Regions from separate parts of the Homo sapiens genome. Here region 1 is linked to region 2. The links are chromatin contacts, found by Hi-C or POLR2A ChIA-PET in ENCODE. All regions are on one chromosome and are shown on one strand. The core of a region is the stretch at or near the end of the contact, and the rest is flanking DNA. Distances in the headings are between cores, read along the strand shown. Region 1 overlaps GRAP2 (GRB2 related adaptor protein 2). Region 2 holds the start of APOBEC3B (apolipoprotein B mRNA editing enzyme catalytic subunit 3B).

Evidence for each region. Hi-C counts contacts between places; a loop is a spot of excess contacts on that map. ChIA-PET counts read pairs that join two places held with the same protein, here RNA polymerase II (POLR2A). Pooled maps may share reads with other maps.
Region 1: a pooled map shows a loop between it and region 2 (1.9-fold over the local background). The contact joins the enhancer-like site here to the promoter of APOBEC3B in region 2. A Hi-C loop is called at or near these places in 1 of 50 pooled maps. POLR2A ChIA-PET finds 5 or more read pairs at or near these places in 2 of 52 experiments (GM12878 and activated CD4-positive, alpha-beta T cell).

The regions. Positions count from the first base shown.
Region 1 is chr22:39,917,635-39,923,959 of GRCh38, reverse strand. All of the region lies in intron 1 of GRAP2 (GRB2 related adaptor protein 2), which reads right to left. Among named protein-coding and RNA genes, the nearest start is that of GRAP2, 20 kb to the right of the region's middle. RefSeq lists an enhancer at 2,833-2,882. Within about 2 kb of position 3,564, at least 3 of the 41 ENCODE cell types and tissues checked have a DNase peak (open chromatin) inside an H3K27ac peak, as active enhancers do.
Region 2 is chr22:38,981,038-38,987,349 of GRCh38, reverse strand. It overlaps APOBEC3B (apolipoprotein B mRNA editing enzyme catalytic subunit 3B), which reads right to left and starts at 5,003. Exons shown (of 8, transcript NM_004900.5): 1 at 4,880-5,003; 2 at 3,119-3,275; 3 at 1,259-1,538; 4 at 938-1,052. The coding sequence starts at 4,896. RefSeq lists silencers at 660-855, 4,820-4,869 and enhancers at 2,090-2,379, 1,422-2,621.

The DNA of each region.
Region 1 (6,325 bases), core at 2,315-4,814, 940 kb before region 2:
AAAAGAGGAACTGGCATTAAATCAATAAGGAAAATCACCATTTCCCTACTGATCCAATGGCATTTAAGGAAGCTGAGCCCTGCCAATATGTACAACTGTGCAGAATTTGTAACCGGGCAGTGAAAACCACCATCTAAGCTGGCAGCTGTGACTTTCCCAGAAGTAGAGCTGCAGGGAGAAAAGTAGCTTTTAAACTTCAGTTCCATTTTTGCAAATTGGATCTTTTTGTAAAAACTGTTTTAAGTCCAGATTTGTTTGTTGTTTTCCTTTTCTTTCCTCATTAGTAAAGGAAATGACTGTTTCTTTTTACTCAGATGGAAATTCAATCATTTACTCGATAATTGGGAGTCAAACTTAGTTTTAAGGGCTAGGAATGGAGATGAGGACAAAAGAGACAAAATCCCTGGCTTCAGAAAGCTTACCTTCTAGTGGGGAGGCAGGGGAGACAATTAATAATCTTGAACCGTAGATATATACTATGCTAGGCATAGATAACTGAAATAATGCTAGCATCTCATATTTGAAAACACAATTGCCAGAAAATGAAAAATGAAACCTCCTGCATGAATACTATCTTAGCTCATGTATGTCCCATATATTAAGAAGTATTTTAAAAAGAATAGCTAGTAAGAAATACACACATATTGCTCTTTGCACATGAAGTTGGCCTTCCCTACTGACCTTCAGCAGAACAGATGTCTCAGAGGTGCATTTCTGAGAGATGGATTTGTGCCAATCTATATATTTCATTCTGGCACTATCTGGCACCACTGCCCTCACAGTTATCCAGGCCAGAAATCTGGAAATTTCTTCTGGACTCCTCCGTGTCTTTTCCTCCCCTTTCTCAAATCTGGTATCTTCCACTAATGGGTCTCTAAACACTATATTTTAAATATACCTGAATTTTTTTTTTTTTTTTTAACTGAATCTCACTCTGTCGCCCAGGCTGGAGTACAGTGGAGCAATCTCGGCTCACTGCAACCTCCGCCTCCTAGGTTCAAGCAATTCTCCTGCCTCAGCCTCCCGAATAGCTGGGACTACAGGCGCATGCCGCCATGCCCAGCTAATTTTTTGTATTTTAGTAGAACGGGGTTTCACCATGTTGCCCAGGCTGGTTGTGAGCTCCTGAGCTCAGGCAATCCACCTGCCTCGGCGTCCCAAAGTGTGGGGATTACAGGCGCGAGCCACCGCACCTGGCCTAAATATACCTGAAATTGATTTCCATCTTTCCATCAGCCCTCCTTTGTGTGGGCTTTATCGTCTTTCCCCACAACCCTGGCATCCTACTTCTCCTTCCTGACTCTAGGCTCAAATACCTCCATTCTCCCCTCCTCATTGCTTCCAGAGTGATTTGTGCAAAACAGATCAGACTGTGCCATGTCTCTTCTTGCACTCTCCTCTGGCTCTGCACACCTGCAGGATAAAGCTCAGGCCTCCTAGCCTGGCCTTGGCTGACCTGGGTAGCTTTATGACTCTGCTCCCTTCCTTGACCCTGTGCCTCAGTCACAGCAGCCCCATGTAAGGCATGTAAGGTTACCTAAATTTACAATGTGCAAATCATCCCTGAGTGTTTCTTCTTGGACTATTCTCCTTTTTGTACTCCTCAATTCTTGCCATCCTTTAATATGGTGCAAATGTTACCTTCTCTGTAAAGCTGTTCCCTGAGCTTAATCCTCCCTCCCTTCTGCCCCAAGGGTACCCTGGCCTCATCTTCTCATTTCAAGTATGGCACCCAATGGAAAGGCATTTGTAATGATTTGTTTGCTTGTGTGTCTTCTCTCTCAAGCTGTAAGCTCTCCCAACTGAGAAGTATCTTCTTTGTGACTTTACAGCATAGCCCAGCCTCTGGCATACAGCAGTCACTTAGTAAATGTTGAATGAATAATGAATGAATGACCTATGGTCTCTTCTGGTTTGGCTTGTGCTAAACTATGCATCTGAGAATTAGGTGGTTTTGGCAATATGATGGAGTGAAACCAACTGACAATATGATGGAACTCAACTTTGCTCTTAAGAATAAGAAGTTTTGGGGAGGCTTAGGCTGGAGGATTGCTTGAGCCCAGGAGTTCGAGCCTGCAATGAACTATAATTGTGCCACTGCACTCTAGCCTGGGCAAAAGAGTGAGACCCTGTCTTGCAAAAATAACTAAATAAATAAATAATAAAAATAAAAACAATGGGTTTTAAACATTTGAGCTAATGGACCACAGATGATAAGGAATTTCAGTAACACATTTTCCTAGACAATATTTCTGTGTGTACTACATCTGGAGATGGTTCAAATAAATGATTAAAACATGTAAAACAGAACCATTAAGTAATCTAGATCATTTACTACAAAAGAGAAACTTGAAGAGACTTAATAATGGTTTTTAATAAAAGATTGTACTCCAAGGATGGCTAAACATCCTCCTTCTCCACAAACACAAAATAAGAAGAAATGAGATGAAAGCGCTTCAAAGATTAAAGTCAAAAACAAAAAGGAATTGAATGGTTTCCTGCCAGGCAGTGTAAACCCATTTCAAGTCACTATTACAGATAACTCACATTCGGAATCAGGCACAGCTCTAAATGCTTGCTATGTATTATGTCATCAATCAATCTAATTTTCATAATGAACCCATGCAAGTTTGTTTTAATTTTATTATTCCCATTGTACAGGTGAGGAAATAGAGGTTCAAGGTGGTTAAGCAGCTAACCCAGGTCACACAGCTGAGAAACCATAGAGCTGAAATTCAAATCCAGGCTGGCTGGCTTGTGAGGTTTTGGTCCGACTTCTAAGCTTCCTGCCTTGCTAGAGGCTGACATAGATGTCAGACCTCTGTCTGGGGATGGAGGCCTGAAGCTAAGCTCAAGAAAGCTCGAGAAGTTCAAGTGGCTAGCTTAAATTTAAACAAGAAAATCCTTGAATATACAAACGATTCTTCATTGCCAGGGCAACCAGCTCTCTTGAGGTCGTTACATCAGATTGTGTGTGTGTGTGTGTGTGTGTGTGTGTGTGTGTGTGTGTGTGTGTCTGTGTAGAGAAGTTAAATACCCATTTTTTGTATTCTTTATTCTGGTGAGCTGGCCTATCAGGTCTTGTCCTGCTAATGAGACAGTAAGTCGTTTTGACTTTTTTTTTGGCTGTCAGGGCATGCACGGTTTCAGCATCCACGTGTGTGTGTGTATTTATAAGACCTGACATGAATCGAGCCATATTTAGATATTATGACTTTACCTCCAGAGTGACGGAACTTACTCTGGGGGTTGGAGAGTCAGCATCTTCTTCCCTGTTATTTTTTCCAAGGCAAGCTTGTTTAGCCTGCCTCTGGGGCACATGAAGTGGGGTCACAGTCAGCACAGAATGGGGGCAGCATGTTCTGCAATTCAAATGCAACTCAAATGCCTGTGCCAAAGAAAGTCAACACTCATCTGATGGGCAGCAGAGAGGGGGCTCGAACACTGAGCTGCACCCCGGCTGCAGGAGGCCTGGAGGCTGGTTCCGGAGAACCAGGCAGCCCAGCAGGAGCCCCGTGAGAAGGGTGGGAATGAGTCACCAGACTTTTCAGGTTGATTGAGGTGATGTCTGTTGATTTTCTTTGAATTTAGATGTGTTATCAGTTCACACATTGGGCATAACGGGAAGAAGATGAGTGAACATTTTCTTGATAGTGCCTGACATTCAGCAGGGTTGTGATAAGATGTGGGGTAAGATATGACTCTGCAAGAATATGCTGGACAGTGTGTGTCCCCTAGCGTGTACCAAAGGAGCGGAGGCAGATGGACCCTCTTGGGAGAAAACAGTGTGACAAGCCCACTCTTTGTTCTCTGACAGACACAAGTTGGCCTGGGTGGATATTTACTATCTTAGGGCAAGGGGAAGAACTGCTAATTTGTCACACATTGTGTTCATGGTCTGGGAAAAGCACTTGCTTTTTTGACATTGGGTCCTCCACTACAACCAGATAGATTCTGAATGCTGTGGTTAAGAGTTAGGGTTTTAGGAGTTCGTATAATCTCTCTGGCCTCAGTTTCCTCATCTTTAAGATGGAAACAACAATGGCACTTATCCCCTTAGATAGGAATAAATAGACTAATACATATCAGGCACTTAAAACAATATATATCCAGCATTAAACTTGTATTTACATGAATGCATGCATCCTTATTTACACAACTTCATATTTATGGGAGGACTTACTCCAATGCTTGCTCAAGATAGATGCTTAGTAAATATTTGTCAAATATTGAAGGAGATAGAAGAATGGATTTAGTGGGGTACTTCTATGGCTATCTGTTCTGACTTCTCAGTAACCTGTAATTCAAGGATAGACAGGTAAAACTGGGTGTTAGATTTAATCTCTATTGAGCAATATTTCAAAAAAGGGGAGTTTTCTGCAATCATACATCTCTGAAGAATAGATGGAAATGGAGATGATGAGTTTGCATGAAGATTGTGAAGGAAATGGCATGAAGAATTGACTTGTCACATGTGAAGGACAGGCAGCAAGGACAATGACTCTAAATAAAATAAAAAACAGGGTCTAATATAATTAGAAACCTTAAAACTGCAAAATATAAGTTATTTGTGAATCTACAAAAATAAATACATACAAAAAACAGGAGTCAAATCTCTGACCTGTATTTACCTTCTCTTGGTTGTTGTAATAATGATAGCTTAGAAATAGAAGTAAAATGAAAAGTATAATGTTTAGGAGCTGGTACAGTATGACAAGAATACCTTAATATTAGATTAAATTATATAAAATCACCACTTTTGGGGTAAAAAATAGGGTCAGCTATTGTCAATATCTTCTATTTATTTTTATTTTTATTTCTTTAGAGACAGGGTCACACTGTGGCCCAGGCTGGAGTGCCGTGGTACAACCCTGGCTCACTGTAGCCTTGAACTCCTGGCCTCAAGTGATTATCCTGGGCCCCAAAAGTGCTGGGATTACAGGCATGAGTCACGGCAGCCAGCCCCCAGATATTGTCAATTTCATATGATTTGATGTAGTATATTTCAGCTAATTGTAGCTAAATCAAAATACTCACAGTGTCTTGCCTTTATTGCCTTTTAACTATGGCCATAAAAATAAATTGGACAATTTTATTTGTCTTAACCTCTTTTACCTCTCAGACTTTGTGCATAGTAGGTACTAAACAACGTTTTGTTAATTGAGTGGTGTTTTTGGTTATCTTCTCTCAAAAGGCAGGACAAAAATTTGCCACACTATCAAATGCTGAGACTGCCCTTAAAATATAATTACCAAAGTGTTCGCTTCACTTCAGTTTTCATGATTTAGATAAATCCTTTTTGTTCCTTGTTTGGGCAGCACTGGGAAGCTAATTAATACATTATTAATATATTGTAGAGGCAAACAAGACTCTGCTTGCTCACACAGCTATGACAATAATAAATTCAGGTCAGAAATATTTTTTCAATTAAGGGAAAATGTTATTATAATGAGAAGTTATTTTTAAACAACAAGACACAACTCAGTGTCGAAACACGGCAGAGACTTACAAATGAGGTGAATGGCAGAGTCAGGCAAGCCCTCTCCTGATGGTTCCAATCATTTAGGGCCCAATATGGACGTCTAAAGTGCCCTGCAATGAACTCGAAATGATAACCTTTTGGGATCCCAGCAATGAAGAACTTCGTTATTATTCGTCTGCGATTTCATAACAGTTGGGATTGGTGCCAAACTTAGGAGCCAGTACTGAAATAGCTGAGCAGGAGGCATGAAATGGTTTTCAATTCAGAAAATAAAGAGCTCCCTCCCCAGTAGAAGAGATGCGGGAATGTTCAGGGAGGAGCGTGAAAAACCCGTGAGTTATAGTACCTCTTTGGGCCTCAGTTTTTCCACACTTTGTTAACTACCTCTTACAGAATATTCATTCTCTGTAACATCTGTTGTTGCAAGGAAAAATCAGATAATGCCTAAAAATGCTATGCATTTCTTGAGGGGGGAAAAAGCTAGAGCCAGAAAATGTATTATTTTGGTTTTGGTTGACCCAGAGATGTGACAGCAGCCACATTACATAAGAAGAGTTCTAAGAAAGCAGAGTTGTCTTCATTTTTTAAACAGAAGAACCACAATCTCCTTTCTGTTTGGATCCTTATACGAATCAAATATGTGAGCAAGAAAGGGCCTACGAAATCACCAATTTTAACTTTCCCCCTAATGCCATTAATTTTTCTTAGAGATATTTTGAGCATGGAGCATGCACAATTCTGCTCAATTTTTGCCATCTAATGAGATCCCAGCCCCAGGTGCTGTGCTTCTACAATAATGTCTCAATGCTAATTACATTTTAGAACAGTTAGGGCAAGAATAGT
Region 2 (6,312 bases), core at 3,754-6,253:
CACAACAGGGCAAAGAGCCTGGCTGGGAGTGGGGGTGGCAGAGGAACAGGAGGGGAGAGAGCCCAGGGCTGGGGCTGGGACAGGGGGAGGCCAGGGCTGAGGCCCAGCAGGACCACCAGGCAGGAAAGGGCAGCAGAGGCCCCATGGGCAGAGCGGGCAGTGGTCCCTGATCTGGGGCTTCATGTGCAGCCTCCCTGGCAGGCTTGTCTTGGCCCTGATGTTAGTCCTGGGTTTGGATTCTATTTCTATCTTCCAGGGCCCTTGTTCCAGGAGACACCTGCGCTGTGAGTGACCTCCCAGGCCCATCTGAGTGCAAGCCTCACTTTATGCTGCTTTCTCACCTGGATGGGAGGACATCTGGAGGGACCCCTGGATCCTGCCCTCAGGAATCATCCCAGGGACCCCCCCCGTCCCCAGCCACCCAGCAGCTATGTGGTAGTGAGGGAGAGTCAGGGGCAGGTGTCTGCCTTCCCCCATGCCTTCACACTCAGAGGCCACCATTGGAGGGAGGAATAGCGGGTGGGGGTGGCCCTCAGATGTCCCCCCAGGATGCCATGGGTGCCCCCACACTGAGCTCCTTCCTTCCACATCTCCTGCCCAGAGTTGTTCCCTGGAAGGCTGAGCTCTTGCCTCCTCTTGTCCCCATGTCACAGAAGGGCAGCGGCTGGTGTCCCAGGCCACCCTGTCTTGCTGTTTGTTCCTCTAGTCCAAGACCCAGGTGCCTTAGAGGCAGAAGGGGCCTCTTACTCACAGGAAGGGCCCAGGAAAGCAGGGAGGAGGCAGTGTGGAGGGAGCACCAGGAGTTAAGGGAAGGTGGTGTGACCATGAGGGCAGGCAGTGGGTCAAGAGGGAGGGCGGGAGGGCCAGGCCAACGGAGGCCTCAGGAGGATGAGCAGGTGAGAGGAGAGAGATGATGAGGCCAGAGGGAGACCCTCACCTGAGAATCTCCTTTAGCGTGCGGTGCAGGAATGCATAATTTTCATCGAATTTGTACCAAGGCATGAATTGCTGACCTTCATTGTACACAAAGTTTTCCCAGCAGTATGCAAATTCTGAGATGAAGAAGCGGGAAGCAGTCAGGCTCTCCCCTGACCCTGGCCTGTCCTCCCAGGCCTGGTCTCCTGGCTGTCAGTTGCAGTCAGTGCCAGTCCCACCCCTGCAGGCTGCCCTGGGACACCCCCAGCCATGGCATTGCAGATCCATCCATCTTTCATGCTGTTCCTCCCGCTCACGCTCCCCTGACCCCTCCACCTCTCACCTTCATAGTCCATGATCGTCACGCGGGCTCCTGCCTGACTCAGCCTGCAGAGCGCCCTTCGGTAATCTCTTTCCCAGTAGTAGTAGAGGCGGGCGGCAGAGATGGTCAGGGTGACATTGGGGTGCTCAGACAGGAATTCGGCCAGCTTCGCCACACAGTCCGGGCAGGGGGTCCAGGATACAAACCAGGTGATCTGGAAACACTTGTAAGCAGGCAGCTGGTTGCCACAGAACCAAGAGAGGAAGCACATTTCTGCGTGGTACTGAGGCTTGAAATACACCTGGGAGAGGAGCAGGGGGCAGGGGATGCTCTGAGAGGGGGAGCAGGAGGAGTGCAGGGGTGGGGCAGGGAGAGGAGGGGCCAGGACAGGAGCCCAGGGGATCTTGCCATTGAAGCTCCTTTCCTCCATCCCCCCTGTTTAGTTTGAGTGATTGTCTGCTCCAAAGCTCACGTTCAGTGTTAATGGCTATTGTAATGGCCTTAAGAGGTGGCACCTAGAAGAGGCTATGAGGCTGTGGGGACTGCACCTTTGTGGGTGCCACTGCTGTGGTTATTCAAGGGTGACTTCAGCCCCTCTTTCTGTCTCTTGCCCTCTATCTGGAAGGGCAGTGTGTCAGACTAAACTCCTGCTTCCTCTTGTCCCCGTGGCATGGAGCAGCTGTGACTCGACATCCCAGGCCACTCTGTCTGGAGCATCCCCTGAGCTTGTGGCAACAACCTTCACCCTCATGTGACTGTTCAGCTCACAGGCTGAGGCAGGAGAATCACTTGAACCTGGCAGGTGGAAGTTGAGAGTGAGTCATTGCACTCCAGCCCAGGCAACAAAGAGTGAAACTCAGTCTTAAAAAAAAACCAAAACAAAACAAAACAAAAAAACAGAACTGTGGGAAGTGGCCAGGTGCGGTGACTCATGCTTGTAACCCCAGCACTTTGGGAGGCCAAGGCAGGTGACTCACCTGAGGTCAGGAATTCCCCAGCCTGGCCAACATGGTGAAACCCAGTCTCAACTAAAAATAGAAAAAATTAACTGGGCGTGGTGGCAGCCTTCTGTAATCCCAGCTATTCGGGAGGCTAAGGCCGAAGAATCACTTGAACCTGAGAGGTGGAGGTTGTAGTGAGCCAAGATTGTGCAATTGCACTCCAACCTGGGTGCCAGAGCGAGACTCCATCTCGGAAAAAAAAAAAAAAAAAAAAAAGGAAAAAAAGAGAAAAAAGAAATGTGGGAAAAATACACAATTGAGAGCCCAGTGCTGGGCATTTTACTTATTGTTGTGTTTTCTGCATTTCCAGCTGCTTAGGTCCTACTGTAGCAAGGGTTAAAAAGAAAAGAAGAACAAGTTTTCCTCTGCCTAGCCAGCTCACTCCAACGACAGTTATAACACTGCCTGAAAAGTCAAGGCCAAAGGAATGGGCTCCAGACACCACCCCCACACCCCTCCAGGGCAAGGTTGAAGAAAATTTTAAAAAAATTTTTTAAAAAAAAGACAAATTCCTTTACTGTCTCTCCTTTCCAGAACCATTATAACTATATTTTACAAATGTCTGTATTTAGCCAGTTCCTGTTTTCCTTTTGATGTAGCTGCAAGGCCACCAGCTATAGAAGGCCCCAAGTTATGCTAAGTCATCTGTTATGCTATAGATTATGTGACCTGTCACTGTTTGATTAATCGCCTTTGTTCTGCTTCTGTAAGTTTGCTTATAAATACCTCAGTCTGTCTTTGTTAAGGGCTCAGCCTTTTTGGATGTGAGTCTGCTGAACCAGTGCACCTAAATAAATCCTCCTGTCTCACCCATATCAGTCTCTCCAGTCCTCTAATTCCTGCAACACTGCCTGTGATTCGATTGAAGTTTGGGTGGTACCTGGCCTCGAAAGACCCCTGTGTCCCAAAGGAGATTTGAGCGGCCCCTCTTTATTTTCACTTCATAGCACAGCCAAGTGTAGCTCCGACCATAGAGGATGGGTTCGTTTTCAAAGTTGTCGTAGAATGTGTCTCGATACATCCGCTCCATCGGATTTCTGAAGGCACAAGAGAGAAACCGGCCCATGCAGGGAGCCCTCCCGGGAGTCCTCGGGGCTCATGTCCACTGAACACAGCTCCCAGGATGGCCCTGGGCCTCCCCGACCCCTCCACAGCCCTGAGAATTTCTGCTGCCTTCCCAGGCAGGAAGACTGAGGGGAGAGGAAGAGGAGGGGATGCTGGCAGGCGGGCTGGGGTGATCTCTCCCAGCTCGGGTCCAACTCTGGCCTTTCCAGGGGTACATTCCCCACCCTCCTAGTATTTCTGCCAACCCACTCCCCAACCCATTAGGAGAATGCAAAAGAGAATAAAACCCTTCACCCCTAAAAAATAGCTTTTAACCTTTCAGCTCAATTCCTTCCTGATGTTTCACTCTGCGTGTTAACATTATTTTAAAATCATGGTAGAACTGAATTCTGAGGCCCAGGCCACTCTTCTAAGTGCTGAGCGGGTGTGAGCTCACGTGAGGCTACCCTAGGCCTGCAGGGGCCATTCCCATCTTACAGAGGAGATGCCAGAGGCACAGAGAGGCGGGGTAACCTGCCGAGGCCACAGAGCTGGGGACGGATGGAGCAGGGGCCCCTTTCCAGGCCAGCCCTGTCCAGCCTCTGCATCACGGATCCTGTAGGAGAAAGCTGTTGGGGACTGGGCTCTCTTTTCACTAAATTTTAAAATCAGAGCATTTCTCCTCATCATTGCACTTTTTTCCCACATTCTCACATTCCATGTTACTGATCATGTTCTTTCTTTTTTTTTTTGATGAAGTCTCACTCTGTCGCCCAGGCTGGAGTGCAGTGGCATGATCTCAGCTCACTGCAACCTCCACCTCCCAGGTTCAAGCAATTCTCCTGCCTAAACCTCCTGAGTATCTGGGACTAGAGATGCGCCACCATGCCTGGCTAATTTTTGTATGTTTTTTAGTAGAGACGGGGTTTCACCATATGGGCCAGGTTGGTCTCAAACTCCCGACCTCATGATCCGCCCGCCTTGGCCTCCCAAAGTGTTGGGATTACAAGTGTGAGCCACCACGCTCAACCACTGGTCATGTTCTAAAAGATGAAGAGTGACCTTGGAGTGGAACCTGTCTGGGGACATCTGCTCACCATGGAGTCATCCTTGGATGACACGATTTATCATGTGCTTCAGAGACCATTCCTACCCCCGCACCCTCTCCTAAGACTTTGTATTTAAGCAAAGTAATTCTTACAGAAATTTCATCAAAACACTGAGAACAAAAATGCCTGATTGCTCCAATTACCCTTTGGTTCAATTCTCCCAGTTTCTGAGCTCAGGAGTGGCAGGAAGCACACAGAGGGAGCACCCTCCCAGGGCGGGGAGCACCAGTCCGGGCATGACTTTAAGGGAGAGTCTCAGCACGGGGCCTGGGCTGGTGCAGGTAGGGGAGGCAGCCCATTCAGAAGCAGCAGTGGGGTGACCACACAGCAGGACAAAGAGCCTGACTGGGATTCGTGTGGCAGGGGAGCCAGAGGGGAGGGAGCCCAGGGCTGGGGCAGGGGCGGGGGGAGGCCAGGGTTGAGGCCCAGCAGGACCACCAGGCAGGAAGGGGCAGGAGGGGCCCAGCAGGCAGAGTGGGCAGCGGTACCTGATCTGTGGATTCATGTTCAGCCTCTTAGATACGCTTGTCCCTGTCCCGCTCTTTTTTTGAAGCTCTGTGGTTTCACTTCCTGCTTACAGCGTCCTTGCAGTTGGACAGCCCTCCTTAAAGTGACCTCCCAGGGCCTTATGAGTCATGGCCCCTCCCCATTCCTGCTCAGGCATTGGTGTGGGAGGCCCCGGGGTGCTTCATGTTTCTCTGGCTCTGGCTCTGGCTCTGGTTTTCCCCGGACCCTTCCCGCTGGCAGAGGAACCTCCAATAAAGACAGGCTGCTCTGTCTTTATCTGTCCTGGGCAGGACCCAACGGAATTGCAAAGAGAAAGAGAAAGGCATTGCAGCCTGAGCCTGGGAGGCGGGTCCAGACCCAGCTGAGAGAGGGGCAGGTGCCCCGTTGCCTGGTGGTTGGGCAGGCTGGAGCCCCCTCTCCACCACCCCCTCCCCAGCCCTAATGTGTGCCCAGAGCTTTGAGCAGCACCACCCTGTTGAGTGAGGGGAGGTTTTGAGACTCCAGTGGGGAAGGAAGTGTGGACTCCGCACAGCACAAGGGAAGGCTTAGGTGTGCCTCGAGTTCCCAGCTGTGTGCTGGGTCCATGGCATGCGTCCCCTCTTCCAACCTCCCAGCTTCCAGAAGGTGGGGGGCAGGTCAGCCCCTCAGAGGGACTGCGATGTCTGCGACACCAAGGAAGGGAGAAGGGTGTCTATAAACAGGCTCACTGCCCAGGGACCTCTCAAGGGGTTCTTTGTGGGCCAAGAAAACGGGAAACACATACACACACAGCTTTCTGATTATTTAAGTCCATCTAAGCATATTTTGGAGGAATGAATGTACATTGAAATAATCTTCCTAAATAGATTCCTTTAAGGGGAGTTTGTTCCAGCTGGAGAAGTTGTGCTCTCTGTAGAGGCTCTGAACTCCTCTGGCTACGACGACGGGAATGCAGACAGGGAGGAGGATGCGTGGGTGGTAGGGGGAGCAGCAGCGCCCCTACCTGCACAGAAGCTTGTCCAACCTCTGCACAAAGCGGACTCCCAGTGGTTGTTTTTGGAAGGTGAGTTTTCTTTTCTTTCTTTTTTTTTTTTTAAATCTTCCCCAGTATAAATCTTTTAATTTAAAAGTAAATTTTATTGTCGAAAATGCAAACTTGGGGAGGGCAGAAAGATCACACACAGGGCTGTCACTTCACACCTGGGGGGTTGCTGGGAGCCGTCCAGAAGCGCTCCTCACTTCCCAGACGGTGCGGGGGCCGTCCAGAGGCGCTCCTCACTTCCCAGACGGTGCGGGGGCTGGGCAGAGGCGCTCCTTACTTCCCAGACGGTGGGACAGCCAGGCAGAGGCGCTCCTCTGGAAGGTGAAGTTTTCTGTTGCCGTCAGAAAGAGATGGACAAAGGATAAGACCATCGGTGGAAAATAAACAGTTCCG